Linked DNA regions of Mus musculus: region 1 is linked to region 2. Evidence: chromatin loops called from intact Hi-C (ENCODE). Cell type or tissue: heart. All regions are shown on one strand. Each heading gives the region's core, and the rest is flanking DNA. Links, peaks and the distances in the headings are about the cores only.

What was found. Peaks named below come from ENCODE experiments on the same cell type or tissue, not always from the same donor. Only the 100,000 strongest peaks of a DNase experiment are listed, where the experiment ranks them.
Region 1: a loop joins it to region 2, with 8 times the contacts of the local background. A loop is called at or near these places in 32 of 42 quality-filtered maps.

The regions. Positions count from the first base shown.
Region 1 is chr3:123,159,196-123,174,808 of GRCm38, reverse strand. The region is part of intron 1 of Synpo2 (synaptopodin 2); the gene reads left to right. Among named protein-coding and RNA genes, the nearest start is that of Synpo2, 69 kb to the left of the region's middle. In heart, for the core only: a CTCF peak has its summit at 5,848 (motif pointing left); a DNase peak (open chromatin) is centred at 5,788.
Region 2 is chr3:123,344,553-123,360,165 of GRCm38, reverse strand. Sec24d (Sec24 related gene family, member D (S. cerevisiae)) reads right to left here. Exons shown (of 23, transcript NM_027135.2): 14 at 10,141-10,257; 15 at 9,296-9,466; 16 at 6,680-6,776; 17 at 6,445-6,590; 18 at 5,081-5,219; 19 at 4,325-4,443; 20 at 1,150-1,329. Among named protein-coding and RNA genes, the nearest start is that of Mettl14, 34 kb to the left of the region's middle. In heart, for the core only: a CTCF peak has its summit at 6,791 (motif pointing right); a DNase peak (open chromatin) is centred at 5,595; H3K27ac peaks cover 1,317 bases.

The DNA.
Region 1 (15,613 bases), core at 4,742-7,241, 180 kb after region 2:
CTAACAAAATGTTCGCTTGAAGCTGTTAAAGAGATCAAGCGGTTTTCCACTTCTTTGCAACTTCTTTCAAGCCAGAAACTCATCAGATACATTTAACCAAGTTTGGAAGAAACAATTCCGTTCTCAACAGTACTGCTTTTGTAAAGAATTTTAGTGGGTTATAAGCCCATTAATTTGTAATAAAATATCTTAAGAAGTCTTGAGGTATATAGCTCAAAGCTAAAGGACTTGCTTAGCCTGTGGGAAACCCCGGACTGTCATAGCCTGCACCGCAAAGGAAACAGAAACGAAACCAAACAAAAACCAGTTTAGAGCATAACACCCACGCAAACAAGCAAGTATATTTAAAGATCAACGGCCGCATAGTATCTTTTGCTACTTGCGAAAGGATAGGTTTGCTTTAAAATATATCTGGGGTTTTGTTTTGCTGTGGTATGAGGAGGTCAACAGATTAGGAGGCAGCTGCCACTGGCAAGATGGTTCCTTTCTCAGGTTTCCTCAAGGAGGGGCACACGAGACCACACAGGACCCACCAGGAAGCCCAGGCCTGTCAAGGGACGAGGGGGAAGGAATGCGCAGGGGCTTTGTAGTAGGAAGGAGTGGGCAGAGCAGATGAGCTGCTGCCCAGTAGGTTTCAGACTGGATCATATGAGTACTTCTGACCCTCAGGGTATCCAGCGGCCCCAGGCTATCCAGTAGGCACAGGGATGTGGAAGCAAAGGCATATTGCCTCTTGGAGATTAAGAGCCAGATAGGGGACAGTGAAGCAATACGCTCGCTCAGGGTTGGCTCTGTGTCTGTTTCTTTTCTTGTCACGGTGACTAAATATCTGACAGCAACAATTGAGCGAAGGCAAGAGTGACATTGTTCCCGTTTCTAAGGCCTCGGTTTATGGTTGCTTGTTCTTGTGCTGTTGAACTGAACGTTCTGGCAGTGGGAGAGGATCGGGGTGGAGGAGTTCGTCCACTTCCTGGCAAGTGAAAAGCAGTGTGTAACCTCTAGAGGCACTCCCCCATCCATTTGTGTCTTCTAGGTAGGCCCTACCCAGATCCGCAAGGTCCCACCACATCCTGAGGGAGCAACTTCAATTGGCGGCTGGCTGCCGTGAATTTAGCCGAGTCTGCCATAGCTTAGGCGAGGCACGCGCTCTGAGGTCTACACTTTGCTGTGGCCAAGGATTAGCTAAGCTTGGGAAGGCAGTCACAGTGAGGTCCCGGGCACAAGAAAACCAGAATACAGAAAATAAAGCAGAGTATAGTGGTACACTCCTACCGTGCCCAGAGAAGCGGAGGCAGGAGGAGCGTCGCAAGTTTGAGGCCAGCCTGGGCTACACACCATGAGCCTCCATCAAAAACCCCACAAACCTCTTCCCCAAATGAACAAACAAATAAGTAATACACACCAGGCGTGGTGGTACAGACCGGTAATTCCAGCCACCGGGTAGAAAAGCTTGAGGAAATGAAGGTCCCCCTCAGTTATATGAGTTCAAGTTAGCCGGGCTACAAGAACCCCGTTTAGCCACTGCAGTTATGGCTACCCGAGTCAAATCAAGGCAACTGTACCAGTCATCATCACGACAGGCAGGACTAGTTGGACTCAGGGACTGTTACAACAAAAAGAGGACGAGTATCAACTGGAGAGGGAGTGGGGGAAAGGAACTGTGGGGTTTCTGAGAGCAGGGAAGAAGGAAGAAGGGGGTGTCCTGAGGGGTTAGCACGGAGGGGTTCATGCACTCAAAATGCATGGTTTACATGTAAGGAATTGTCAAGGAATAAATAAAAGATATTCCAAACAACAAAAAAGGAAGTCTGAGCAGCTGGGGCTGGAGAGATGGCTAAGCAGTTAAGAGCACTGACTGCTCTTCCAGAGGTCCTGAGTTCAATTCCCAGCAACCACATGGTAGCTCACAACCATCTGTAATGGGATCTGACACCCTCTTCTGGTGTGTCTGAAGACAGCTACAGTGTACTCATATAAATAAAATAAATAAATCTTAAAAACAATTAAAAAGAAAAGAAATTGCCCTATTTTTTTTAAAAAAAAGGAAGTCTGTTTCATAAAACAGCCAATTAATTAACTAGTTAACTAAGAAGGACAGGTATTTAGCTCACTGTGTAGTCCCAGTAATATAAGTTCAGTCTCCTGACCTCACATTAAATGCAAAACAAAACAAAACAACTGGATGCTGGGGCACACATCTGTAATCGCAGCACCTCTACGGTGGAATGAGAGGCAGTGATGAGAGAATCCATCAGAAGCTCGTAGGTCAGCCAGCTTGGAGTCCACAGTGCAGTAGCAAAATCAAGACAGACTGTGCCTCAGTAAAGTGGAAGGTGAGAAAACACTCCTAAAAGCTGCCTTAGGACTGCACACATGCGCACATGCACATCATGGGTCCCCAGGAGGATCCTGGAGACTCTCTTCCACATAACAGTTCTTCCATATAACAGGTCTCCACAAACTCAGGCACTTCCTCCCTGGGGAAAGTCACGTGACCTTCCAATGCACAACTCTGCTTAGGTGCTTCTGATAGCCAAAAGGCCCTTGAGACTCAGTGCAGAGAAAACTGGCTAGATTCCATCACCACCCGAGCTCATGTGTGAGCCTTGGGTCTCAGATCTGGGCTTGAATCTCGGCTCCATTTACCAGAATTGTAACTTTATTTTCTTAAACTGAAAAGACGCAAGTAATGTTTCTCTATTGAAGGTGGTTGTTAAACACTCTGCCTGTGTAACACACTAAGCACACAGTAACTATTCAGTTATCTCAAGGAGTGGAATGGATGCCGGTTATCCTTGTTGATCATGAGGCTGTAGCCCATGACAGAGCTCAACCCTGATTCCTTTTTTATTTTATAAAATGTTTCACGGCCTTCAAGCTCCTTCACAGCCCATTGGTTGTCACGTCCTCCCTCAAACCTGTCGGTGACTGAGCGTGTGTGGTGACTTCTAATTTACAGTTGCATGGAGAGGGTCTCAGAAGGAGCAAAGACAGGTTCCCATCTCCAAGTGAGCAGGTCACAGTGGCTGAACTGGAACCCGAGACTGCTCGGTCTTGTCAAAGCCTGATGGGAGAAGCCAAGAATGTGTTATAATGTGTACTGCCAAAACACCCTGAACTTCTGCAGAGAGAAGGAAGCAGCAGTGAGCTAACTCTGGACTCACACAAAGGGGTGCTTGTTGGACACGCAGAGATTGGCAATTTGCATATTATTTCTTGGCCTCAGCGATTCCCAATGCCTCTGTTTTAACTTTTTTTCAGGGCTCTGTGCTCTTGGTCTTCTTGAATGATGGGCATGGTTTCCATCCTGTTCATGTCTTTAAAACTATGTGACTGTTGCCTTCCCATTAGTCCATCTACTGATTGTCCACACCACAATATGGCTTTGGTATGATCCCTGTATTCTGTGCAGATTGGTGGAGGAGTTTGGCTTGGGGAAAGTGCAAGTGAAATTTAATATTTCAGACACTGTAAGGGCCACAGATATAGCTCATCGGCAGTGTGCTTATTAGCGTCTGTGAGCTTGGATACCCAGTATCTTAGAAATAGTCTGAAAGCAAATATTTTGAGATAAGTTGTATTAGTTTAAATCGTTCAAGTGTAAGTATAAAATATACTTACCTTTCGATTTGTGAACAAGATAAGTTAATTGGAAAATCCATTACTGAAAAAAAAAATGTCATGTCTGCTTGGGAGGTTTAAAGACCTACCTAGTCACAGGGAGTTTTCTTCGTCCTGTAGACTGTAGCAGGTTGGTAGATGTGAGGGAGGGAAAGGGAGGTGGGAAGGCCAAACGTACACGTCTGCAATTTCTGAGTCCATCCAGTTAGTAAATGTGATAGGGATCGGAATTACTCTGTCCATAACTCATCCACACTTGTGTAAACAGAGAAATGCAGAAACTTCTCTGAGCTCTCCCTGCAGCCTCCAACCATCTTAGAACACCATGTGTTGGTCATCGTGTCCCATCTAGAAGTCAGACTACTGACTTAGGAGAAGAAAACCTGGAAGTTCCTCTTAGTCACTGTCCTGTTGCTGGGAAGAGAGGGTGAGCAAGGCAACTCAGAACATTGTGGCAGGAAGCATCCTGGCCCACACACAGAGGGAGTGTGTGTGTGTGTGCACGTATATGTATTTGTGTATGTGTATGTATTTGTGTGTGTATATTTGTGTTTGTGGTTATGTGTATATGTATTTGTGTATGTGTATTCATGTGTATATTGTGTTTGTATGTATGTTTGTATGTGTGTGTATTTGTGTACATGTGTGTTTGTGTGTGTATGTATTTGTGTGTGTATATTTGTGTTTGTATGTGTGTATATATTTGTATATGTGTGTTCATAGTATGTTTGTGTTTGTATGTATATTTGTATATGTGTGTGTATATTTGTGTATATGTGTGTTTGTGTGTATATGTGTGTGTTTGTATATGTGTGTGTATTTGTGTGTGTTTTTATATATATGTGTGTGTGTGTGTGTGCGCGTGCTCACATGCATGTATGCATGGAGGCCAGAAGCCAGTCGATCCTGGTGGTCTTCCTTGATTGCCACCTTCTTTTCTAAGACAGGGTCTCTTACAGACCCTGAAGCTCTCCAGTCCATCTACAGTGGCTCTCCAACCAGCTTTAGGGATGCACTGTCTCCAGTCTCCTACATATCTTTAAGGGCAAATCTCCCCATGCCTGCCTGGTCATTAGAATGATCTGACTGCTCTGCAGTGCAGGGGAATGGGTGTTGCCGCTGTTCTGAGGTCATGCATTCAAGCTTATGTTTATTTAAAATATGTTTCCAAAGTACTAGCTTTTACATTATCAAATGATATATTTCTACTCAAACATTTCTAGATATGTGTTTCAGTTTATCTTTAAGCGAAGCCTCCATAAGACTGGGCTTCAGGCAAGCCTGTAGGACATTTTCTTAATTAGTGGTTGATGAAGAAAGGCCCAGCCCATTGTGGGTAGGGATAGCCTTGGTCCTGGGTTCTATAAGAAAGCAGGATGAACAAGCCAGCAAGCAGCTCAGCCCCCTCAATGGCCTCTACATCAGCTTCTGCCTACCAGTTCCTGCCCTGCTTGAGTTTCTGTCCTGACTTCCATTGATGATGAACAGTGATGTAGAAACCTGAGCCAAGTAAACCTTTTCTCCCAGGTTGCTTTGGCCCTAGTGTTTCATTTCAGCAGCAGCAGCCGTAACTATGACAACAGGTTCAGATGAACATTGGTCCCTGCCTCACCCCACCCCCTCCCCGAAGGGTGGGTTAACTGCACCAAGACCAAGTTTCTGTTTCTCTGTCAGGGAGGACTGATACCCTCCACCCCTTTCACTTCACCGACAAATCTCGAACCCCAAATATAACTTTGGAAGTTCTTTGTAAGCTCCAGAAAAAATTGCTAAATAGGTTTCAAATGTTGGCCCCTTTGTAGACTCAAGAAAGAGGCAGAAGAAGAGCGATGGCTGCTATTATGTTAAAAAACTTGGCACAAAATGAAACAAGTTATTTTTTTCCCTTGCTGTTTCCATGTGTTCACCTAGAGAAAAAAAAATGTGTGAATGATTAGACAGAAATGTTTCGCTAACCCCAAGGCAGGTACAGGGCAGGGCAACAGGCCTTTTAAGATCATCAGACATATCAGTTTAAAGAATATTTGGTACAGTCAGCAGCAACTCCGGTTTAAAAGAAATTCAGTAAATACAAAAGAAACATGAATGCCAGGCCCTTTCTCTGGTCACCTTCGAGCCCTGCCCAGCTATGCTTTCTCAGCTTCTCCCCTGTGCCCAGTTTCTCTCTGCTGGAGTCTCCCGCACTGTTGCTGGCTCTTTTACCTCGAGGAGACACACTGCCCCCTAGTGGTTTGAATGGAGACCCACAGATTTAATTTCAAGAGTCTTGAGTGCTGATTGGGAAAAGACATCTTTGCAGGTTTGATGAAGTAATTCAAGATGAAGAGCCTCTGCATTGTTCAAGTGGATCATAAGATCGAGTGACAAGTTGTCCTTGGAAGATACTGGGAGTTCGATCAACACAGGAGGAAGAGGAGTGTGACCAGAGAGGTTGAGTGCAAAGAGACGTGTCAGTAAGACTGCAAGTGAAAAATCGCACGCAGTCCCCAGGAGCTAAAGGAAGCAAGGAATGGCTTTCCTCCCCCAAATCCTTAGAAGGAGCACGGTCCCACTAACACCTGGATCTAGAGTTTCTTCTAGAACCCTCATATATTTTGCCTAATTCTGCCAAATAGATACATTGCTAGCTTATATCTCCAATCTCGCTCCTTCAGAGGCCATGCTCGCACACGGAACCCTCTACCGCACCTCTCTCCTGGGCTGACTCATCGATCTTGGTTTAGCCGAGAGAATTCTTGATCTTCACCTGCCACACGTGTTAATCCCCTTCCAAGTCTTCATCATGAATAAAAGATGCTACCATTTCCACCCGACTTCATGGCGTCAGGGAGAAACCTGAGCGCCACACCTAATTCTTTTCGTTGGTTCCATCCTCTTCTTAATTTCTAGATGAACCTTCTTGGGTACCACATTAGTTCATCACTACTACCACAGGCTTCTAAGATGGCCTCTGGTTCTGCTGCCTCCCTACCCCTTTCTCCACAGAAGATGTCTTTGGAAATTTCCTAGAATATCACTCTGTGTTATCACCAAGTCTAACACTTTCCAATAGTACCTCAAACCAATAGTTACTTCCATATTGCTTATGTTTTACTGTAATGGTGGTTACCAGTTGGCTCTCTCTCTCTCTCTCTCTCTCTCTCTCTCTCTCTCTCTCTCTCTCTCTCTCACACACACACACACACACACACACACACACACACACACAAAGGAGTGTTGATACAAATATGATCTCTTCGAAGAGGTACCACCCAACTGCCTCTATCTCTGATTTCTGGTTGCTCTATCACCTTCTATATGGTTCCTAGTTGATATGTCATCTTATAGGTCATTGGCTTCAACTTAGCTACTGCTCTCAAATTGCCTTCATCTGCAGTGATACCAGACCCAGGGTCAGTGTTCAATAAACACTTGTCTTTTAAATTCCAGATATACAGATATAAAACAATAGAGGATTACTACTCAGATGTTTGGTATCAAAAGTCATGTGATGTGGCTTTAAAGAAGCAATGTTTGTGCCCTTGTCTGATTCCACTCTCTGGCTCTTTGGGTGTGACCTCTGTCTGAGCATTAGCTCTGCTGAGAGGGTGAGTTGTTGTCTCTTTGGGGGTTTGTGCTCATGAGTACAAGTTCCTAAGGAGGTCAGAAGAAAGCATCAGACCCCTGGAGCTGGAGTTTACAGGTGATTGTGAGCCACCTGATATGGGTGTTGGGAATGAAATCTGGGTCTTCTGCAAGAGCGGTATGGATCTAAACCACTGAGGCATCAACCTAGCCCCTGGGAAACAGTTTTTAAAAAGAAAAGCCACAGGTTTACCCTGAAGAATATATTGATAGGAGTAAGAAAATAAAGAGGAATCATTTAAAACACACACACACATAAAGTGATTAGAAAAGAAAACATGATGTAGCCAAGTGTGAAGTCCCACTTACTGACAGAGAGAACACTGCCACTCGGTCACAAAAGTGCTAATGGATCTCGGATACGCTGTGCTCTTGTGTTAAGGTCAATGCTCTTGTCACTCATTCGGGAACAACTGGACATTTCTGGCAATGCAAAAATTAATTTAGCTATAAACATAAAATAATAAAGTAAACAAGGGCAGGAGGGATAACTGGGATAATATAATGAAAATATCCCTGTCATACTTTCTAAAAACGTTTAATTCTGCTACGAAATGTTTGGAATTGTGGAGGGTTCCAGAATAACCCTTCTGTCCCTCTTTCTCCAGCATTGCTTTGATTTCCTAGAAAACTCTGACCTTTGTGTGTGTGTGTGTGTGTGTGTGTGTGTGTGTGTGTGTGCTACAAAGTATTAGTTGTAGAAGTCTTTTTTGTTTCAGTTCATCCTGTCCTTGAGTGGCTGAGAAATCGGAACCAGAGGGTGAATGGCAACATTAGGAACTGGCAAAAGCTTCCATCTGTCCCAAGCTGCTCCAGCACTGTGCCCATGTTTGGGTTTCTCGAGCAAATCCACAGTAGTTTGGCAAGTCCCACCTCTGGAAGGTGACACGCACCCTTCTCCTCACTACCCATTAGCCACGATTCTGGCCTGGGAGCCTGGAAGCCTGCCACAACGTCTAGAATTGGAGAGTAAGTTGAGACCTTAGTGACATCATGAGGGAGACTATGGCTAAAGAACTACAGTGTGCCCAGGTTAGCAAGCTTCATTGGAAGGCTATATTTCATCTCATGATATGCAGATATATAAGGCAGGCAGGGGCCATTTTTGAAAGGAGAAAAGAAAGTGAAAAAAATATAAGTACATTCAAGTTAGAAGTGGGTTATTACTTTTTCAAGATAGAAGTGGGTTTTTGATTCTAAAGAGGCCCCCTTTTGCAATTCCGTCAGTGGGAGAGTGAAGTATTAAAATCCCTCCCACCTGGGCAAGCACGCATGCTCATAGGTCATTCCAGTGAGTGTGCACAATGTCGGTTCTAGTCCTATCTAAGGGTTTATCATCTTGGGATTCTGAAGGCTGGAGCAAGAGGACCATGAGCCTGAGACCACCTTGAGCTACCTAGAGAATCCCTGTACAAACAAAAAGAAGGAAAGGGAAGAAAGGAAAATATGAGTTAAACAATGGATATATTTATACAAGCCACGAGAGAGAGTAAGCAACCTTTTATCCTGAAATGCAGAATACATCTGCAGCAGCAGTAATAGTTCCATACCAGATCTGTATGCATGTAGGCCTGGCCCAGTGTTTTGTGTTTCCATCTTTAATCTTTTCAAACACCAGTTCTTCCTTCTTCCTTCCATCCATTATGCGCAGAGGAAGGTGGCTATTGCTGGCTTTAGCGTAGCCCAGCCTCAAACTCCTGCAAATCCTCCGTCTCTCAGCCTCTCAGAGTGCCGGGATCGTGGGCACGTACCACTCTGCCCAACCTCAGCTGACATTTTTATTAGCATTTTAAATGGTATGAGTGGCATCCATAGTCCATAAAGCTTTCCTTGCCGGGATACAGTCTGCAGAGCCTCTGACCTAAGAACTTGAAATAAGCTTTTTGCGAGGCTTCCTAGGAAACCTCTCTTCCGCCATCCGGGCCCTGCCCCTAGGCGAAATCTGGGAGGCCAGAACTTCTCTGAGCTTGAAGTGTGAGGGCATTTACCTCATGTCTGGTCAGGTGATAAGATGGCTCTCCCTGAGGAGGGATGGCGCCTATGCTGATGTCTGCAGCATCGGCAGGGGAAAAGGCCCTCCCATCAGCCAGCCTGTCTACCAGGCTTCTGAGGACACCCAACCCAATGCCACCCGATATTGCAGGTGCTAAAAGGAAACATACAGGACAAGAGAAGGGCAGAAAACAATTAGATTAAGGGAAGATATTAGCTGAGGAAGGTTTTTAGTTTGACACATTAGGGCTCCACGCTTAACTCTCCTCTCCTAGTCTCCTTCCACTTTCTGTCTCCTTCTCTCCCCTGCTCCCTCCCCCACCCTTGCATCACCTTTTCTCCCCCCCCCACCCCCATTCTATTCTTCCTTCCTCTATCTAAAGCAGTTCTAATGGAAAAGGGTCTGTGGAAAAATCCACTCATGTATTCATTCAAAAACTAACTGTAACTAACACCGTAGAGAAACAAAATTGTTACAAACAAGAAAACCTGTACCTTCAAGGGAGTTTACAATCCAAAGTTTCTTGCCAAAGAAAGTTAACCTTTATGTAGAACATGTGTTGTTTTTCCCAGGTGCTAGCTGGGGCCTCCTGGCCTCCTGAGTTCTGGCTTTCCTCTTGGAGGCCAAGAAGGGCACCCAGGGTCCTGTCCTGGGTGTCACCAGCTCTAGCTTGGCTTTCCTGCTTTCTGGGGATCTTTTATCTCTTTTGTTCAAGATTTCCAGACTCTCCCACACTCTCTATCCCCAGTCCCCTTCATGTCTCATATGAAGCAGCCACGAAAACAAGGCTGATAATGTCTTGTAAACGCTTGAGCTGAAAGCTTTTGCATCACAGGAGAGCGCAGTGATAAGGCTGAGATGGCACAGTGCACATTTATGTTCTGGGTCCGTTTGAATTCACCGCTGCAGAGCCTTCTCGCTGGCAGCGTGTGAGCCTCTGCCAATCTTCTATCCTTTCCCACGCTGACAGCTCACGCCCGGTCCTGAATGGCCTTCCACTTTCTTCCAGGCTCCAACTTTTTGCTAGTCTTGCTTGCTAGTATATTCCTTACCATAAATCCTCCAAAGTCAAGTTCAAATGCATTTCCTTTTCACCTTAATCTAGCCTGGTGCTCAGCAAAGACGCCTTTCAGAGCTCAAGACCCAGTTTCTATTCCCCATGGAAGATGGTTGTGGTTTTAATAGTGGAGAGTAGGCAGACCTGGGGAAGCCAGACCCAGAAACTGCTTTTTGTGAAGTGGGGGTTTAGGGAGGATAAACTGCAGGGTAGAAGATAAGGCAGCTTGTTTGGTTTTGTGACCTTTGGGCTGCAGGGTGACAGAGAAGCCAGATTAACTATTTCTGTGACCTCCTGAGTCTCCAGAAGAGGGCTGGTTGCTTTATGGAATTCCAAGGGTCGCAGGGTCCTAAAAAATTATGGGCCATTTTTATGGCCCTGGTTTGGGAATGAGGGGTTTCTTTTGCATATAAGTAGTACTTAAGCAATATATATTACATAAGAATTATAGTGTGTATATTCTTACATAATATATAAGCATCATATATGTTATATAGGCATATGTAAGCAACCCAAAATATCTATGCAACCCAGAGCTAGTTGGACAGCTGAATGAGGGAAGCTCTGCCTCTACGAGTTCTCTTAGGAAGCCTGCAAGTTGATCAAGTGCTGTCCTGGTTTGTCCCCGTTGTGCATCCTATAAAAAACAAAAACAAAAAACAAACAAACAAAAAAAAAAAACAGTAAGTTGAATAGATCGATGCGGTTCTTGGCATTCTTGAAGCCAGTGGCAGAGTAGGTCCTTTCATACAAAGCTCGGAGTTATTTACAGAGAGAATGGTAGTATTTAAGGAATTGGTCTTTAAAAGAGGAGCATCTGGCCCCTTCTTAGCCAGTTACTGCGGCATAGTAATCACGCATCCTCACTTAGCATTGAGTGGTTTGCAGAGCTTAACCTGGTGACTTAATACACTCACATCACAAGTGGATATTGTGAAATATTGATATTTCATTTCAGAAAACAACAATGTAGGTGGTCCAGCTTCACTGTAGAGCCCTCTGATATCCCAGCTGATGTGGCTGGCTAATTCATTCCTCCTGTCCTCTGTATTGATCTCTGCTGTTTGCCCTGTGCTCTGGGAAGGACAGCCCTGAGGAATGATGTTCACTGCGCTTCCCTAAACCCTTGCAGCTGACTGAGTCTGCAGTCCCTGAGCCAGGCTTTTCCAGACCAGTGCCTCCCCTTCACTGTGTGAGGGCCTGGAGTCTGACCATGCTGGCTTTACACGTCCCACTCAATACCTTATGCTCAGGACCCAGTCCTTGTTCGGATTCCCTCACAAGCCCTTGGGTTGAGGTTTGGTGGCTTCTCTGGCCGACCAGACCATCTGAGGCTATTTGTAGAGCACCGTTGACTTCTGAGGAAAAGGGCTATAAAATACCATCTGATCTCAGCTGTCCAGGGAGGGTCTATGTTTTCCCTCATGGCTCTGGCACTTCTCTGGATAATTTCCTCAGCTATTAACCATGTCCTTAAGGCATCATAAAACATGTAGCATTTTATTTAAAGTTTATAATAGCAGAGCCTGTACAGCTGTTACCCCCTTTGAATTTAAACAACCCTTAAACTGCAATGCTAAAAACTACAGTCAACTTAAACCCTCAGTGTGTCTGTGTACCCGTAGCATCTTAGAAAGTGGAAATGCATTGTATGAAAAAGATAAGTGGCAAACCGATATCCCTCCCCTTCTAGTGGGAAAAAGGTAACAGTCAATGAATTAACTTGTAAATAAGATAGCACCATGTTCCCGGTGTTGGCTTTGGATCTTTGAGCATTCCCTTGTTTGGACTTGGAGGAATTCTCTGAGATTTCAGTCTGGGCTTGGAGGAAAAAAATCTCTCTGGGGTTTCAGCCTGGCTAAAAGAAGCTAGAACAAAGCAGGCCAGCTACAGAAAATGAAGCCAAGAGGTCCCATTGGGGGCCTAATGTGTGTTCTTTAAAGAAGAAAGAATTTGCTCCTGGGGTCAGGAGATTGTCAGGAAGCCCTTGAAGTTGCTAATGCTGATCAGACCTGCTGGGGGCCAGACAGATGAGCCAGTCCAGAGGCAAGGGCTCTGGCATTGCCGATCTCCCAGTCTCCTTTTCTCCCAGAGGTCACTGTCAAACCAGAAGCTCCTGACAGGGTTTGCAGTATACAGGGTTATATCAACACCTCTAACTCAGTGGGGAAAGGGAGGGGTGCATTCGCCAGGCTTTGCAAAGGTCTGAGTGTATTTTCAGTCCTTTTTAGTAAAATCCCTTCCTGGGGTATTCTAGGAAAGAAGGGAGCTAACTTTGTGAGGGTTTGCAAGCCTCATGGGGAGCAGGGTCCCCTACCTACTTTGGGGGACAGAGTGGAAGAGAAAATGGGATGACAGACCCACCCTTGTGGTGGTGTTTTGTTTCGGTGGTGTTAATGTTCTTCTTTGGTTTGCTTTTTGAGACAAGGTCTTACTATGAATTCATGCTGGCATCGAACACATCGTGGTGCCCAGGCTGGCATCAAACTCTGATCCTCCCTCCTCAGGCGCCCAAGTGCTGGGATTATAGACACATACTACCACACTTGGGTCTTGGGGTCGCACTTTTGAAGTACCTGGCTTATACTGACCTGATATGAATAGGGTTTTTTTGTTTTGTTTTGTTTTAATTTTGAAATGTAAGCTAGCAAAATGGTGCAGTCATTTAGTGCAAGGATTGCAACCGGAGTTCAAGCTCTGTAGTCCACGTAAAGGTGGGAGAAGAAAACCAACTCCTGAAAGCTGTCCTCTGATCGCTACAGGCACATCGAGGGACAGCTATGCGCATGCGCAACCGCTACAGCATACTTGCAGACCTCCCCTTTCTAAGTGGGATATGAACTTTCGCAGAGGCAAGGCCAGGCAAGGTCAGACAATTCTGATCACTCCTGGATCTTCCAGGAGAGGGAAGAATTCCTCAACCATTCAACTGTGACAAAACATTAGATTTATGAATCAAACCGCTAGCAATTTGAATTATGTTATGGCAAAGTACACATATACATATACACATACCTAAGTCTCTGTAGGACAAGAAGAGTGAGGCTGTCAGTGTTTAAAGATATCTTGGCCTCTGCAGGTTCCTGATCCCAGTGACCTATCCAGGTCAGTTAAAGGGGGAGTAGGGTGGGCATAGACTTGTTGGCCTAAGATAGCCTCCCGAAACTCTTAAAATCTTTACTAACTAAATGTAACATGTGTTCCTGGTAGATTAGGAACATTTTAGACCAAGTTCCCAGTGCAGCATTTTTCTCTTAAGTATTTTTTATTATTACATATTACATTGAACTATATCTACACGTCTCTTAACATGCTACATAGATAATTCACTGTACTTTGAAAACTCTGTAAGGCTCCCCCAATACATTTGAGACTAAAAAGGAGGCGTGTTTCTGATCTTTTACATGTATAGTGTTGATTTTAAAATAGAAAACAGTTTGTAAGAAAAGAAATTTCTTTCCAGGTTATAATGAACGCCTAACATTGTCAATTAACAGTGCTTGTACTGCCTCCTGGTGGCCAGAAGGGAACACTGCATTTTAAAAGCTGAGACAGCACAAACTAGGGAGAGCCGCCTATTTATGGATATTACTGGTATTAATAGAGTATCACAAAGATTATTCTGTCCGGTGTGAGGAATCCCCACAGTAAAGTATCCAGGATCTTAAGATAAATAAGCACAATGGACTTGTGGATTTAGATTTTCTGCAATCTGAGAGTTTAAGTGATGGGTGTTCTTTCTACAAGGTCATTGGTATGCTAGCATGGCTCCTGACTTAAAAGCTGATTATAAGGACTTGGAAAAAAAGCCATCCATTTTTAAAACCTGAAAAAAGGTTGAAATGTCAACAAAAATTACCTTACATGAAAAAAATTACCTTACCTGCTTCTTTAGAAGTTAGATCAGTATGTGTGTGTGTGTGTGTGTGTGTGTGTGTGTGTGAGAGAGAGAGAGAGAGAGAGAGAGAGAGAGAGAGAGAGAGAGAGATGGGAAGTGTAAATATCTGATATGTGACCCAAGAGGTTTAGAACCACCACTGCCCTAGGCGTTTTTGTTTAATAATGATAGTAAATATTAATAGCCTTCGGAGCAGTTCACGTGTAGTTTGCACACATCCATCTAGCAAAGGCTTCGCTTGAAATGCATCTTGCTCCAGGATTGTTGATGGCTTTCTTCTTCTTACCAGTTACCTAGTGCGTGCTTTTCAGTGCATAGAAACATTGGGAGTAAACCACGTCTCCTTCACGGTGACCTTGAAATTTCGTGCCAGCATTGTGTTCCTGTGATGCTAAGGATCAGACTCGAGGCCTTGTATATGTGACATAAATGCTCTGCCACTGAGCTATACCCCAATACAGGAAAAGAAGCTCCCAGAGTGTTCCCCTACAGAACAGTCAGGAGCCCAAAAGCTTGACTGCTTCTGACCAGGGTCTGTGATACATTTACTAGTGACCAATAGCCTCACAGTCCTCAATACTTACTTGAACATGAGAATAAATTGTATTCCTTTTCATCTGGGCCCTCTGTGCCACGACGGGCTGCCGGGCTATTCCGATGCCCTGTCTTAACTTCTGTGAAGAGAAGAGCTCAGCAGACGCCTTCGCCTGCTCTTCCACTAATTGCATGGCCTCCTTTCTCAACAAGGAGAAAGAGGAAACCCGAGAGGAAGCTGATTACAGGCATCAGAAGTCCTTGACTGAGGCCAGTTACAAGAAGTCCCACAGAGCTTCATCAGAGGGCAAGTCCCTGGTGACCCTCCTCCGAGAGCAACCATGTGGATTCCTGGCCGGAGCTTCCAAGAGTTGTGACCACTTGGGAGAATTTATTGTGTTCTCTGAGTTCATAATTACAGAGCACCATGTCATGAATTCTTGTGAGGTCCCCTGAGGATTCCTTAATGGCATAATGAAGTCAAGCCAGTTATATCCCACGTCCTAGACCTTGCAGTCACATAACAGGAGGGATTGCTCCAAACTGCAAAACCAGCTGCTGTCATTGCTGTCGGCCATTTTGCCCCTATACTTCTTGGAGCCGTGTTCAGAGCTTCTTGGTCCTGGTGTAAGTAAAGTGCCTTGACTTGGCACAATAGAGTTCTCTGGTTTAGGACCTAACAAATTGGAAACCCAGTTTGCATCCAAACAAACTGTGAGTTGCTCTTACGTGTGACCACTTGAGGGCAGCACCGTCTTAGGAGCTCACAATCCAGCCAAAGTAGGAGCTACCCAGGGAGGTTTATATACTGCTGGAATTCTGGGACTAAACTGTAAGCGATTAGAAGACACTTCTGACATATCAGCTCTAATTCAGATGCGGAGAT
Region 2 (15,613 bases), core at 5,260-7,759:
TCGTAATAATATCCTTCGTTTCTAACACAATTTATCACTGGCCACATCACTGCTTGTGGCAGGATTTTCTCTATCCAATTAATTTAACTATTAGTGCAGCAGGAGGCCTGTGATTGGACAGGGAAAAGGGAGGTGGAGCTAAGAGTTGTAAGCCAGGGAGCTACACAGAAGGAAAAGGAAGCAAGATGGAGGACGAACAGGATGACTCAGATTCCACGTGGTTTTATATAGCCACAGATAGATATAATATCATATAGGAATAGAATAATTGGCGTAACTTGTCTAAACTAGGTGGGCAGCTTGTATGTACCATTATCAACTGGCCCTGAATTTATTGTGTGGGCATCTTGTATATTGAGAATTTATTGATATATAAATCTGACTGATTAATTATAAGCTTCTAGAGTTTTGTTTTACTGGGTTAGTGGAATGTGGGACTGGTGACCACAGGGGGTTTTTGGTTGAGAAGGTACAGGCAGTACTGAGACAAGCGAACTGGAGCTGGGAACTAGCTTAGAGGCAGAGGCTTAGAGACAGGGGCAGAGAGAAGCTGGGTGTAGCGCGGGAACTTGCTGTTCTTTTTAATATTTCCAGCAACAAGTGCCTACTATCTGTTAGCACTATGATCAAGGAGGAGTTGTACACATCCCACCAGGCAGAGTGCAGGGTTTTCAAGACGTTAACAACACCTCAACAGAGAGAAATGTGTTGCCATGGGAGACACTGAGGACTCTTGCATGGCATGAGTACCCTCAAGTACGAGTTCATCTGTTAGCCTCTGACTGCACATGGTGACTCTTAGTCACACATTATAGGAAGACAGACCACACACGCCCACACAAGATTCCCCCAGCATATGTAGAAGTGAGTGGTCTTCTAAGATGTGGAATTCGATTGAAGTCTTCTGGCACCAACTTGTTTATAGACTTCTAAAGGGGCCTACTTAATGGGTTACTACCACCTTGAGAGTAATGCAGAAGGGAAAGCGACCTGAACAAGCCAGTGAAGCAGGACTCCTTACACCTTCCACTGCCACGCTGAGCACATGAGCATGCTGCATGCCAGAGAGCTTCTGCTACGGGCCTAGGCTGCACAGTGCTGACTCCAACACACGCTTCCCTCCCAGACATCTCCAGGGCCCATGCTTACGATTGGCAGGAGCAGTGGATAGAAGAAGAGCTGGGAGTCAGCCACGCCCATGGTCATGACCAGCTGCCGCTGGTAAGCCCGCTCATCAGGGGAGATCTCCGATCTGCTGAGCAGCACACAGTTTTTCAACAAACTGTTCATGTACACAGGCAGCACCTTCATGGAATCTGGCAGTATAAGCTGAAAGAGAAAACACTTGTTTCATGACTGTTTCCTATTTTTACCTTTCTCTCTCTTTGTATACCTGTGTGTGTGTGTGTGTGTGTGTGTGTGTGTGTGTGTGTGTGTGTGTGGTGTGTGTGTTATCAGAATCCTCCAATCCTCAATGACAAGAAAAGCTACCCTCAGGACCCTGACAGGATGCATTCCACATCTTATACCCCGTACACCTTCATATCAGAAGTCTCTTCTCATATTCTGCTGAGTAAGAAGTATAACAGTATCAGAAAATTGTTGCTGATTTAGGCAAGCACATTCCACAATGTTTCACCTCAACATCTGATCTCACTTCAAGGCACCAGAGTGAGTAAACAGAAGATGCAGGAACTGGGACACGGTCATGTTCCAGAGCCAGCGGCCCCAGTGCCATTTCTAAGCAACTTATAACACAGTATGAAGAATACATTCTCTTGGCTTCACAGACAGAAGTGCATATTCACCCTCCCAACATCCTGGAATTTTACTCACTGCCTCAAGTTAACCAGGAATATTCAGGTTATTTATATATCCATCATTTTAAGTGCCACAGCGGGGTGAGCTTGGCACTTATGAAGACAGCTCTACAGAGGCTGACAGAGAAGGCTGGGTTGTATGGACCAGAGGGAAGAAAGGAAGAGAAACAGGAAAGAAGGCTGATGGAGGAAAGCATCATTAGAGTGGAAGAAAGCAAGAAGGAAGTGTTACTAATGTCCCTGAGGTTAGAAGGAAAGTGTGTAGGCACAGATTGTTACTGTAAAATCTCCCCTGAGCATTCCTGACTCCTCCATAGTGAAATTACCCTGGAGAGCAAGCAAGGGTTAGGGGAGAGCCAAAATTCATCCAACCCTGATTTGACCAAGTTTGGAAAATGTTTTTGCGTTTTCTAACAACAAAGCAGTCATGAACAAAAACATTGGCAATTTTGTAGTTAAAGTCTCTGTCTTTTTTTTTTTTAAGAGGACTTCACTGGCATTTTAAATAAAAGATTTACTTTATCTCAAGTGTGCAAATGTTTTGCTCCAATGTATGTGTGTGCGGTACATGAATTCCTAGTGTTCTCAGAGGTCAGAAGAGACTACAGGATCCCTTGGAACTGGAGTCCCAGATGGTTGTGAGCCACCATGTGGCTGCTGGAGATCAAGCGCAGCACCAAGTGTTCTAAACTGCTGAGGCAGCTCTTCAGCCCCTCGTTTGCCTTGTGAGGAACATTTCACTCTCAAATATATGAGTGGCTTATTAGCACTCATAAAGTTAACGAGCCCACGGATGTAAACCAGAACAGTTACTGTAGCGTTCTCCTGATGCTTCTCACGGCGGAGCCCCTGAGTCTGAGTGGTTCCTCCTTAAATGTCATAGCCCAGTGGCTTCTCTTGCTTTGGTAACTGCAAAAGCAGTCCACACAGGTCCGTTACACAATCAAAGTATGTGTCTTGATGGTCTGGCCTGGATATGGAAAGTGTTCTACAGATGCAGTATTGAAGGCTTGGTCCTCAGGGTACCAGTGTATGGAGGTGGGTGTTGGAGAAGACTGGATTGCCAGGACCCTAGCTTCATTGGTGGTTGAAGGGTGCCATGAAAGGCTCAAATGGAAAAGGAAAAATCTCATTTTCAAAGAGCAGGAATCCGCTCTATTGACTTGTTCTGAGTAAAACAAGTGTCTCAATGGTTTGCTCTACATTTAAGCCATAAAAGCAGGTGATTGGGTGTAGATACAAGTCTTCTAGCTTTTAAACCAGAACGAGATGGTAAGTTTTACTTTTCTCCCTTAAACAAGCAAGATCGTTTTTTTTTTTTTTCATTTAAGGTCTTTAAAGGCAAGCCATTTTAATATTAGCAAATAAACTTTGAGAGAAGACACTAACTATACCTGCTCAGTGTCAACTGATTCTTCTGAAAGGAGAGCTACTCCAGAGGCAGAAGAGTGTCTTCCAGAAATCCAAGACAGGTAGTATGGATGGGTGCAAAGTGCTCATGACTCAACTCCATCCAAGATGGAGTCCATAAGCACCTGGTGGGATCACGTGACTCAAACAAGCACACTTCCCAATTCTGCCTGTCTGGCTTTGCTTTTCTTATCCCCTTAACCTTCCTTCCTTCCTTTTTTTTTTTTTTTGGAGACAGGTCTCATAGTGCTGAGGTAGGCCTCAGTAACCTGGACCCCTGATTCTGTTCCCTCCCCAGACATATAATCAAGAGAACTGACCAGCCATGCATAACTGTCAACACAGAAGTTAAAAGAACGGGTGAATAATCACTTCGGGTAGCCCAAAGGGGACTTCCCTGTAAAGTGTGGTCTAACAAATGTTTGCCCTCTTCTCTCAGCTGGTAAATTTAGATGGCCTGTATTCTCTTCCTGCTGACAGCTTCCTCAAATGTGGAGTAACTACTTTAACAAAGAATTGGGAAAAAAAATTTCCACTAGTTGCTCATAGAATTCGTTTTGAATCAAAATTAGTTAGCTCTTCAGGATCCAACAGTGAAAAGCAGCAGCTAACTTTCCTGACACGGGGAAGCGAGTGATGAGAGGAGATAAGCAAGGCAAATGGCTCAAGGTTTCCCTAAATGTTCAAATCACTTACAGGATGCCCAGAGACACTTGTTTCAAAGAAATTAATACTGTTTAAGCTGAGGCAGGAGGATTGCCACACATTCAAGGAGTGCCTGGTCTACACAGAGAGAGGCAGGGCAGTCAGGTCTATGTAACTTTTAAGTGAAAATAATTTCATCATTTATGCTATAACATATTTACTTTTGAAAGAGCCACTGTTATTAATACCATCAATTCATGGCAACCTTATTTATATGCCTCAAATATATTTAAGCATGCACATTTTACAACGAAATACCTAGGTCTATATACAAAAGGGAATCCGAGCATATTGTGACATTTCTCTGTTTATAAACAGTGTATTTGTGGCTGTCACTGCACGCGTGCTCTGCACACAATGACAGCTCAGGACAGCAGGGACCTCCTCACCTGGCTTGCTGCAGACGGACTCGCACAGTGCTTCCGGTAACACGCCAGCATATGGGCAGTCTGATTGACTAGAATTTCCCGGATGGCCTTCAAGGGCTGGTTCAAAACTGCTTTAAAAGCTAGAAGCACAAAACCGCAAACAGAAAAGACAGAAAGTTTTAGAAACTGATCTCTTTGAATAACAACAAAGAACCAGTTTCTGTTATCTTTGGACTACCAAACAAGGATAATGCTCTCTGCTGCTCCTCTTTTGAGTAGTGTGATCTAGGCAAAGAGGGACACTGGTCTAATTATGGCAAAGGGTGACAGCGACCCATATTTATCTTGAGACGACTAGAAATAGAATTCCATACACAGAAAAGACAGAGCAGTTTGTTATCTCCCCAAGTCCTGACTTCTGCAGGCTGGAATGCTCTCTTCCATACCTTAAGTATAGGCTTTCAGAAGGGCAAAGAAATCACCCATCCTGCTTCTTAGTCATCAGGGCCCAGATAATCAACAGTGGCGTAAGTCAGCAGTGCTAGAGAACACACTCACACTCTTACATTACACCTCAGACACCTCACTAGCAAGAAAACTTAGGCCAAATCTGTGTGGCCTGACCCCAGAGAGTCTGGTCTCCCTCATTATGGCTAGAGGAGATGGCCATTCTCCAACCTTCTATTTCACTGGTTCTTGTAGTATTTTCCAGCTTCTAACTAGCTACCCAATGAGTCTCAGCTGACTCACCGAGCTATGAGATTAGCAAGACGCTACCTGACTTGGCAAAGAAGTTGATAAGGGCATCAGTTTCACAGCTCTTGTACAGATCCGCTAGCTGGGTGCTGCAGTTTAAGGCGAGATTGTGAATCCGGAGTCTTCGCTGACCACTGATGGTCGTGTAGAGCACAGCACACTGCAGAAACAACATGGAGACCTGGGTATTACTGACCAGACCCAGCCAAGCTAATTTAATCCCGCTGAAGTGTATAGAATCATACGTACAGATCAATGATTTCTAAAAATTCCCAGTGTCTCTCTGTTACTTTTCAAGACTGAATGATACCTGGGGGAAGGCTAATTAATTCGCTGTAACATTTCAATGGTTTAAGCGATCAAGCCAGTCACATGTAAATATCTGTGCACATTTCACATTGACTTGCATTTCACAGATTTTACTACCATGGACCTACGTCCAGAAACAAAGTCGGCACGCATGCCTGGCTCTGCCCAAGATCACGTCCCATGAAAGAGCATAGCTATTTTTACGGTGCACTCAGGTCTGCTGGAACCCAGCCACTACCTAGGCGCCTGTGATTCAAAACCAAGCATTAGAACTCTGCTCATCCTGGGCCAATCTCTCCACCCTTCCAGTGTAAAGCTGATGTTTGAAAACTCAGATCTTTAAATCGATTTTTCTTATTTTATTTCTTTAACTGATATTTACTCAAAGCCAGTCCTAGCCCACTTGCTTATGACATAATGCTTAGCAGAATCCCAGAGGCTACACTGTGACCCCAATATGCTGACATTCTAAACCCCCAGCCCTGCACCTTAGACTAAGACTTCATTTGGAGGTAGGACCTTTTGTTTTCTTTTTTGAGATTTCTCCCTCCCTTTCACAACATCTCTCCCTTGCCTTTCCTCTCTCCAAATCCTCCTATTCACTCCTTCACTCTCTCCTTAAAACCCATGGCCTCTTATCTCACTACTTGTTATTACATGTACATATGCATGTGTGTGTGTGTGTGTGTTATATTCCCCAGTATAATACTATAACATATAATGTTACTTGTATGCATGTTTTCTGACTTGGCTGTCTGGCAGTGGACAGCCAATTGGTGTGCTCTTGCATAGGGAAGAACGTGGAGGTAGTACCTTTAAAAGGGCAAATTAACTAAAATGAACTAACTAGGGGAGGGTCACCTGACTACAAGAACCTTGGACACAGCCACGTCACAGAGGGCAGTTTGTTGCTGCCTGACCCTTCACCTTGGTGGCCAGGCCATTGACCGCTGTGCCACATAAGTAGCACCTATTTACTGACCTACGGGCAAGTCACGCGCGAGTACTCTAAGGACTCCTGCTTGGGAGAAAGAGTTCTGTTAGGAAGAGAGGTGCACGCTTGGCGGCTTAGTCACCTGGATCAGGGCCCCGACATCTTCACTGAGCTTGTCATCGTGCTTGAACTCCACTGTCACGGCTTTATCGCAGTCGATGGCCGCCATTTCCACATCTGTGGTGTTGTTCATGAATATTCCACCAAAGAAATCAGTGGCCCTGAAACCTACAGCAGAGGGACAAAGGAAGATTTGCCTCTTCTTCTACGACACAGTAACTGTGCAGAAGACGTGAAATGGTGTGTGTGAGGATTACCTGTGCTGGTCCGAACCCTCATGATAGCATCGAAGCCTATTTTCTTCTCAATATCATTCCGGAGGTCGGTCAGAAACCTTTGGCTATCTGAATGTATCTACAAGACAAAGTGTGATCAGTGGCCACCAGGTGGCAGTAAAAGACTCCAAATAATGCTACTTTTAACTCATTTTTTTTTATCACTTTTTATATTTTGATTTAGCATACTTACAGGGATATCTTATGTACATATATGACCTTATGAAAGTACATAATCTTTGGCAGTGTGACTCTTAAGTTTTAATAAATAAAGCCCTTACCTATTTATTCACTTCATAACCTTTGGATGGGAAGATTATTCATTTATTTTGCAAATGAAGCAATAGCATAAGCGAGTCACTCAAGGGTCTAGTGTTAGACACAGGGAACAATGCGTGGTTTAACATATTCAGTGAAGCTGCAGAAAGACGCCGTAAAGGTGGTGGTGTAGGTGAGGGGGGTGTCTTTTATTTGACCATATTCATAGTCTGAAGCTCAGAGTTCATACAGAGTCTAGAGAATAAAACACTTCCCTTGGACTTCTTGACTCCTCTTTTAAAGCATATTTACGAAAGCTGCTCACTGCCCACACCTAAGCAATACTAATGGAGTCCTGGATCATGTGCTACTGAGCTGAGATTCACCTAAAACATGACTTTGCTGACAAGCAGCAGCCAATGATGTGCCTCTGACCTGGTCAGATAGACTTTTATAAGATTCTCAACACTTCTGCTTGACAGGCACAGAGAGGTGCGCGCGCGCACATGCACACACACACACAGATACACACAGATACACACAGACTCTTGTTCTCAATCCCCCAAACAAAGAGAAGAGGAAAGGAAACAGGCATCACAGACAGTACTCATAAAAGATACTTCAGGTACACACCAGATGCCTGCCTGTGTTGTTCACACCCGGCAATATTACTTAATGGAAGATGCTATTACAATTTTTACTTTTAAAGCTAATACGCAAATGCTAAGATATGGTTCAGTCTACAACAAAGCACATAAAAGCTCATATCCAAAATAACACTAACACTGATTATAAAATCTTATATTCCTTATTGCCAGAGGTCTCTCCTATTAGACTATGACAGCACGTCTTTTTTAATAGCACGATGAAATCAATAGTATGCTTTGGTATATTGACAAACAAGTAAAGGGCTTATATCCAAAGTTATATAGAACTAGCACACTACTGAAACATAAGGGGATGAAATCAATAGCGGTGACATCAGTGCCCTTGCCAACACTGCCCTGGACCGCTCTGCACCTAACTCATTCAGGGACGATAGCTTCACCCATGTGGGACTCCAGAGCTACCCCAGCCAGGACTTTAAGGTTTCTGATCAAGTGTATATTCCTCACCGGAGAATGAGCTGAGACACTTGCACTGTGCCTCAAATACTCAGAATTCTGCCCAGACGAATGTTGGATTTTTTCATTATGACCTTATATTCAAGTGTATCTGTAGACATATATTTATCTAGAAGTCTTCAAAGGGTTCTTAAAGCTTTTTGAAAAAATGTATTTCATTCTCAATCTTTGGTCTTACTTCAATCTTAGTTAACTTCTAATACAAATATACAACTGGCTGTTGCTTTATCACTCATAAGCAAAAACAGGCTGAGCATTTGTCATGGTAGGGAAACACCCCTCTATGATCAGTTGCCCTGTGACCTGGTCGGGCCCCTCCTCAGGAGAAGGCAATGCCCATTCTCTGTGTCTAAATTTAGTAAGACGTCAAGGCACAACTGTCCACAGGAAAAGCTTGTGACTGTGCCTATCCTAAACTGGGGTGTGTGCCTTTGCCAAATTCAGGGGAGGCATATTAGTCCAATGTGGAAGAGTAGAGGGTATAATCAGCTGAACCTGCCTGAGATTTCATCAAATGAAAACAAACATGCAGTTATGTTTTCAAATATTATCTTAGGTATCTCTAATATAAAGTAGACTTTCCCCTACAGCAAGTACACGACTTGGCTAATGTGAGCTCAATGTGTGCCTAAAATCAGTGGGAAGCCAATCAACCCCATGTGGTTTTACATTGCTTGAATTTACTTTTGCTAGTTGTCCACAATAGGACACAACTTTCTTACCCCATGATCTAAGCATCAAACTTAAACTGGGTTGGGGAGATGGCTCAGCCCTTAAAAACACTTCTGTGGAAGCCTATGGACTTGAGCTTGGTCCTGAGACTCATGTAAACAGGAGACAGACACACAACAACAATTGGGTGTGGTAGCTCAAAGCAGTAATCCACAAACTCCTAGGGTAAGACAGGAGGCACAGACAGAAGCCACCAGAAAGCTTGCCAGGCAAGCCAGCCTAGGTCAGTGCCCAGTGCCCGAGTAATAGAAACAACAAGATTCGACCCCAGCTAGATGCAGGAGAGAACTGACTCCTGAAAGTCCTGCCTTGCCCATCTGAAGCAACACATGTGTGCACACATATACTCAAGCCCCACCACACAAACACACACACACGGGGCTGGGTGAGAGACAGCACCAGAGAAAGACAGGGAGAAAGACAGAGACAGACTCAAGACTCAAACCGGAAAGGAACTGAGAGGGACAGGCGGCTTGCCGCTTACCTGGAAAACGTTGTATTTGTAAAGAGTTCCTCCCGTGAGCAGAGGAACCAGACCCAAGGAAGCCACATCCACAAACTGACTGGGGAAGAGGAACAGAGTCACTGAGCAGCTGTTGGCCACACAGTCTTTGGCCAGAGATTCGTAGACAGCTGTTTGGGGCTGGAAAAGTATCTAAAGAAAACGATGAAAGAAAATAAAAAGAAAAGCCAACAATGTATTAAAAACCATTTAATACAATATTTTTTCTATTAAAATTTAAGTTTCTATTAATTTTTTTAATTAGGAATTTTAAATGAGAAAAATATGGAATTTTTTCCCTCTGCATAGGTAGACTGGGCAAATGAAATAAAACAGTTGCTTGCCTTCAGGTTATTTGATACTCCAGTAGCCTTACTGGAGCTGTCCCTACCCCTGTTGTCAATCTACTGTCCTGCATGCAGCTCTATAGGTTGGATGGTGTTGTGTGACAGAGGTGTGTGCATTCAGTCAGAAGCATCTTCCGTCAGAGGCTGTTCATGGCGGCCGTCCTGTCTCAGGTTGGAGCAAAGGCTTCTTTCAGCACTGGGTGCCTTTGCTTCATGACGAGTGTCTCGTCCTCTGGTGAGTGAGGTCACAGGGCACCTGTCTTCCCTCTCCACTTCATACAACCCCCACCTCCATTTCCCTAACAGTCTCATAGATCACACATGGAAGATGTCATTTGATCATCTATAGGTATGTCAGATATCAGCTGCTTTAGCAACATGAAATCCTTCAGTGTTTTACCGTTGAAAATACTCATGAAGGGGGAGACCCCTTCTAGCATAGCTTCAGCAATACCTCCAAGGCTAGCTGTCCCCACGTACCTTCTCTTTGTCTGTGTTCACCAGCTTTTTGTCGTCTCTGTTCTTGAGCTTCCCCGGTGCTTCGGCAGTAGGCAAAGAGGAATGGAAGATGAAGAGCTTCCCCGGGCACTCTGCTGCCTGCAGAAGCACACACAACGCTGTGGGTTAAGATTCTGTTCGAAGAGCATCATAAACATGTGAAAAATGGCACCTCGTTCCAGTCAGCAAGGTAACAACGGAAACAGAGAAACAAAGTACTGTTGGGGAAGAGGACAAAGGGGACCTCTAGTACGTTGTTAGGAGGAATACAGATCAGCCAGTCAGTGTGGAGAAGAGTGTGTGTGGAGCTCCTCCAGGAACTGAAGCGGAACCACCATGCAGGGATGAGTGTTCTGAGTAACGCTGCCTGGAGACCGCTTTTACAAACCGGACTTCACCCAACCCGTAACCAAGCTAATAACGAGCTTGAAGGTCACTTATGACCACATAGTCAACCTGCTTACAGAATTAAGTGACCTTTGATGAAAACAGTGCAACCAATCTGATGAACTCCCTGACATACGTGCTCTGTTTCTCCTTGGTGACCCATGCATGCCATAGACTTGGACAACATATGTGTGGGTAAGATGTGGTGACCTCACCTACTGCCTTTCACTGGAAGCAGAGAGATACTGAAATCAACAAATAGAGTTATAGAAAACAACAACATGGGAACAGAGACCAATAACATAGGATTGTGGCTTTGTGTGCTATTCTGGGTCAGTTCCTCTCTTGTAAGACTCCTATAAAGACCGATTAAGTTCCTCTGTCCCTTTTGTTACCGTATTTGCTGTGTTGTTCAGCATGTAGAGAACGGTCTTTGTTCAAAGAGACCTGATGAGGCCAGGATTCTTCAAATCCAATCAGGCTCACTCTTGAGTAAACAGGGCCAAGGGTTAGTTTCTTTTCTTAACTGTGACACTGTCTCGCCTTATAACAAAGATATAATACTTCTGGATATACAGACAAAGTCCCCCTAAGGCCACCACAGCGATACCTATCAGTCTAGGTGTTCATCAGTAGGTGACAAAGGACATGGAATACACACACAATGGGATTTACTCTGCCATAAAGCAGAATAATGAAATCACTTGCAGGGCAATGGACTAAAGTGGAGATTATCATACTGAGTTAAATATGGCAGACTCAGAAGGACAACACGTTTCCTCTCACCTTTGGCTCCTGTGTTTTATATACACACATGTGCATATGACCTGCTAGCAGAACAGATACCAGAGAAGGGAAAGAAACTAAGGTGAGAGAGGGAAGAGGGGATGCTGGGAAAATTCCACCCGTTCAGGACTGTGTGCAGTGAGTATACACCAGGCAAGCATTGCCAACTGCCTACTGCTTTTTAGTCTGTTTAAAATGTTCTTCAGCGCTAAAACCACCACGAAAGCAACAGCTGGCATTTGTACCCAAACTGTCACCACCATCTTTTTCCTCAAATGTAAATGACCTTCCCCTTCTGTTTCTGCTTTCGAGACAGTGTCTGTCTTTTACTGTAAAAACGAACGAGAAAAATCTCATCAGACGGAGACTTCCTGTGTTAATTGGATCAAACTAAAAATATTTCTCACACTCACACGGAGCTCTCAAAAATATAAAGTAAGATATTTCTTGTCTGAGCCACCCGATTTTCCTAAAGAACTCACTGAGTTTCTTGTACTCATGGTGTCTAATCACAGAACTCCTACATTTGTACCGTAGGTGTTAAGATCACAGGTTCTAGTTCCTACAGGCTAGGGTTAGAATCTTAGCTAGGAATCTTAGCCACTGTGTTAGCTTAGTGGCTTTAGGAAAACCACTTAGCTTCTCTGTGCTTCATTCATACCGTTCGTGAGTTAGTAGACATAGTCATAGAAAACAAGAGTTGGAAGACTTTGATGGCTCAGTTAATCATAATAGGCATACTTGATTGTCCTACTCAGGGCCCATTAAAAAAAAAGTCAGCACTGTAAAAATATAAAGTGCCTGGGGCTATGGAGATGACTCAAAAGATAAGGTACTTGCTATTCAAATTTGAGGACCTTAGCCCAGATCCCCAACCCCCATTAAAAAATAAAACTTGTAGGTACGGTGGAGGCAGGTACGGTGGAGGCAGGTACGGTGGAGGCAGGTACGGTGGAGGCCTATAATTCCAGTATTCAACTGGGAGAAAGAGAAGAACAGCCAGAATTGGCAAGGTTCCAGCTCAGGACAGACCCGACCTTAAGGGAAAAAAAGAACAATCTAGGAGGATTCCTGAGGTCAACTTCCGGTGTAGACACACACACACACTCACCAAAAACACACCACTACACTACACACATACTCACACATATGCACACACACACTTAAATGCACACCTGCACATATGTACCCATACACACGCTCACATTTGTATACATATCCCACAATACATACACAGGCAAAAAAAAAAACCTTACAGAAATACAACACACACACATATGTAAAGACATATACCGTAGCTGTATTTACTAGTTCTTATTCAGTTGTTTCATTTTGAAGCTACACTTTCACTGACTACAGACTTAGAAAGTATTTTATATCTGGCAAAGGGTTTTACACCCCTACAAAGTTTGATGTCTCTGCCAAAATTTGATTGTGCTTACAAGAGGGACTCATCCGAAATGAGATGAATGGCATTAATCCTTCCGATTTCAGTAGAAATCGATTATGAGGGGCAGGTCTCAAGAACTCTGTGCAAAGTTCACCTCCAATATAATAAGCAGTCTTCCTTCTGAGAGACCAACATTAGTATTATTAGCTAATGTCAGCCAGCTGCCTCCTTCACGGTCTCCCCACTCCCCATTCATGACACTGTCTCCCACCCTCTTGTAAGCTACAAGCTTCTGTAAATGAAAGACTTCCTGAAGACAAGATAGTTCCATTTCCCACGTTGGGCCCCTGTCTTTCCCTCATTAAGTGTTCCATATTGTCTGTGATTGGAGTGTCGAGATAGAGCTTAAAATTGAATTTTGGTATTAATTGTGGATTATCTAAAGGTGGATTTAACTCCTTTACTCAGACTATGATAGTTTCCAGAAATAATCATTGACACCCATGTATCTACAACTTTTTGCCCAACTCGTTTTAAAAAGTTTACTTATTTTTATTCTATGTTTGAGTGTTTTGCTTACATCATATGCGTGCAGCACCCATGGAGGCCAGAAGAGGGCATAGGATCCCCTGGAGTTACAGGTGGTTGTGACCCACCATGGAAGTGCTGGGAACTGAACCTGTGTCCTCACAAGAGTAACAAGTGTTCTTAAGCACTCAAGCATCTCTCCAGCACACCTCCGGCCCAACTGACAGTAAAGGAGTCAGCTGGTTGGTTAATACTACTAATGTTGGTCTCCCAGAAAATTGATTTATGCATGTGTCAGAGACTGAAGGAAATAATAGGGTTCATGGGAGGGGGGAAGGCTGGGCTTAGAAAATGCTATGCACATAGCACAACAGAAAAACATAAAGCCTTTAGTTGAGTATTTCAAGGATAATTGAGAATACATACAGGACTTTCCACACAGTTGCTGTTTATCTTTGTGACAAATTTACCTGTGTGGGTTTTTTTTTTTTTTTTTTGCTAATTTTTATCTGTTCTATTTGATTTATGAAGTTTATTATATTCATATATATTCTATATATGTGTGAATTACATATACCTCATATATAATAAGTATAGAATATATATTTGTGGTATATAATAATTAATAATTGTATATGTATATATGCGTATAAAATGTTTACTTGGTATCTATCTATCTGAATGAGAGGAAACGTGTACATCAGATGGGGCCCAGCTCTGAGATGCCTTCACTTAGATGCAGTAAAGCCGGTTTCCATTCTGATGCTTCTTCGGTTTCCACTCCCTGCCCATCACGGATGGGATCTCATCTCTGCCCTCTGTGATACACAATATCCTGACCTGCTGACCATACCATAGTCCTGACCTTTCCCAAGTTACCCTTGGCTTCCCCACTCCCTGCTTTTACTACCAGAAGAACTGTGTCTTCTATTACAGAATGAAGTCTCCCGTGCCACCCTTCATGAAACGTAGGCGCAGGACAGGGGCCTCTAAACCATCCTGGAAACCACAAGCACTTAATGATTTATTTTATTGGTTGAGAAGGATGAATGAGTGAGTGAAAGCCTCTTCAACACCAGTTTCTCCTTTGCACATCCTCAAACGTGTTAGCTTTTGTCCCAGGAGTAACGGCTACAGGTGAGAATTTTAGAGGCTTCTTATGAAAATTATACTAATTTAAGTCTGATTTTCAGCTCCTTAAGACCTGACTTTGAATTCATGAAGTAAGGTGAACTGCTATGTTTAGATACTAAGTGTTTTCTCATTTAAAACGTCAGCATTTCTATATTGGCTAGTTGTATGTCAACTTGATACAAGCTAGAGTTATCTGGAAGGAGGGCACTTTAAGAAGAATCTTCCATAAGACCCAGCTGTAGGATATTTTCTTAAGTGACTGATGGGAGAGGGTCCAGTCTATTGTAGGTGGGGCCATCCCAGGTCTGGTAGTTCTAGGTTCTATGAGAAAGCAGACTGAGCAAGCCATGATGACCAAGCCACTCAGCAGCACCCTCCATGGCCTCTGCCTGAGCTCAGGCCTCCAGGTTCCTGCCCTGTTTGAGTTCCTGTCCTGACTTCCTTTGATGATGAGCAGTGATATGGAAGAGTAAGCCGAATAAACCCTCTCCTCCCCAAGTTGCTTTGGTCACAGTGTTTCATCACAGGAATGATAACACTGAGGCAGTTCTCATATACCTCAGTATTAATATAATATTAATATACATTAACATAACAATAAACATGAATAAAACAATGTAAGTAATGTACATGATACACAGACACATGAACTACAGTGAACCAGACTCGTGAATGGATAGCAGAGAACACTTTATGCTATAGTTATTATGTTATAGTAAGCAACGCACAAGCAACTTCAATATTATTATTGTTATGGACATTATATTTTAGGCAAATAGTAGCTTTTTGTCATTCACCTCAGACATGAGCACATACATAAAATGCGGCTTCCAGTCTTATTTAAAGTAGTAGAATGATGCTCAGAGTGCTTTATGAATTGAGATGTGTGGAGAGATTTACTTATGGCCTTCTCCTCACTGGAGGAGAGACTGTCACTGACAACAAAACACACATCTTCAAAGTGGATGAAAATCCACATAGGTCTGCATGGTTGTGTGATGTGGAATACCACAATCCCCAAAGCTTGCAGTGGGACGGGTTCTAATTGCAAGCCATGTGAGATGTGGAATATACTGTGAGTTTTCCATTAAATCTCCAACCAGTCTGACAGTTGGAAAACAGCAAGTGCCCCTGGTGCCACACCTGAACACTCAGAAATCAGAAACCGAGACAAGAATCAGGCTCTAGGGTCCTACTATACAATTAGATGCAACATTCACGTGAGACCCA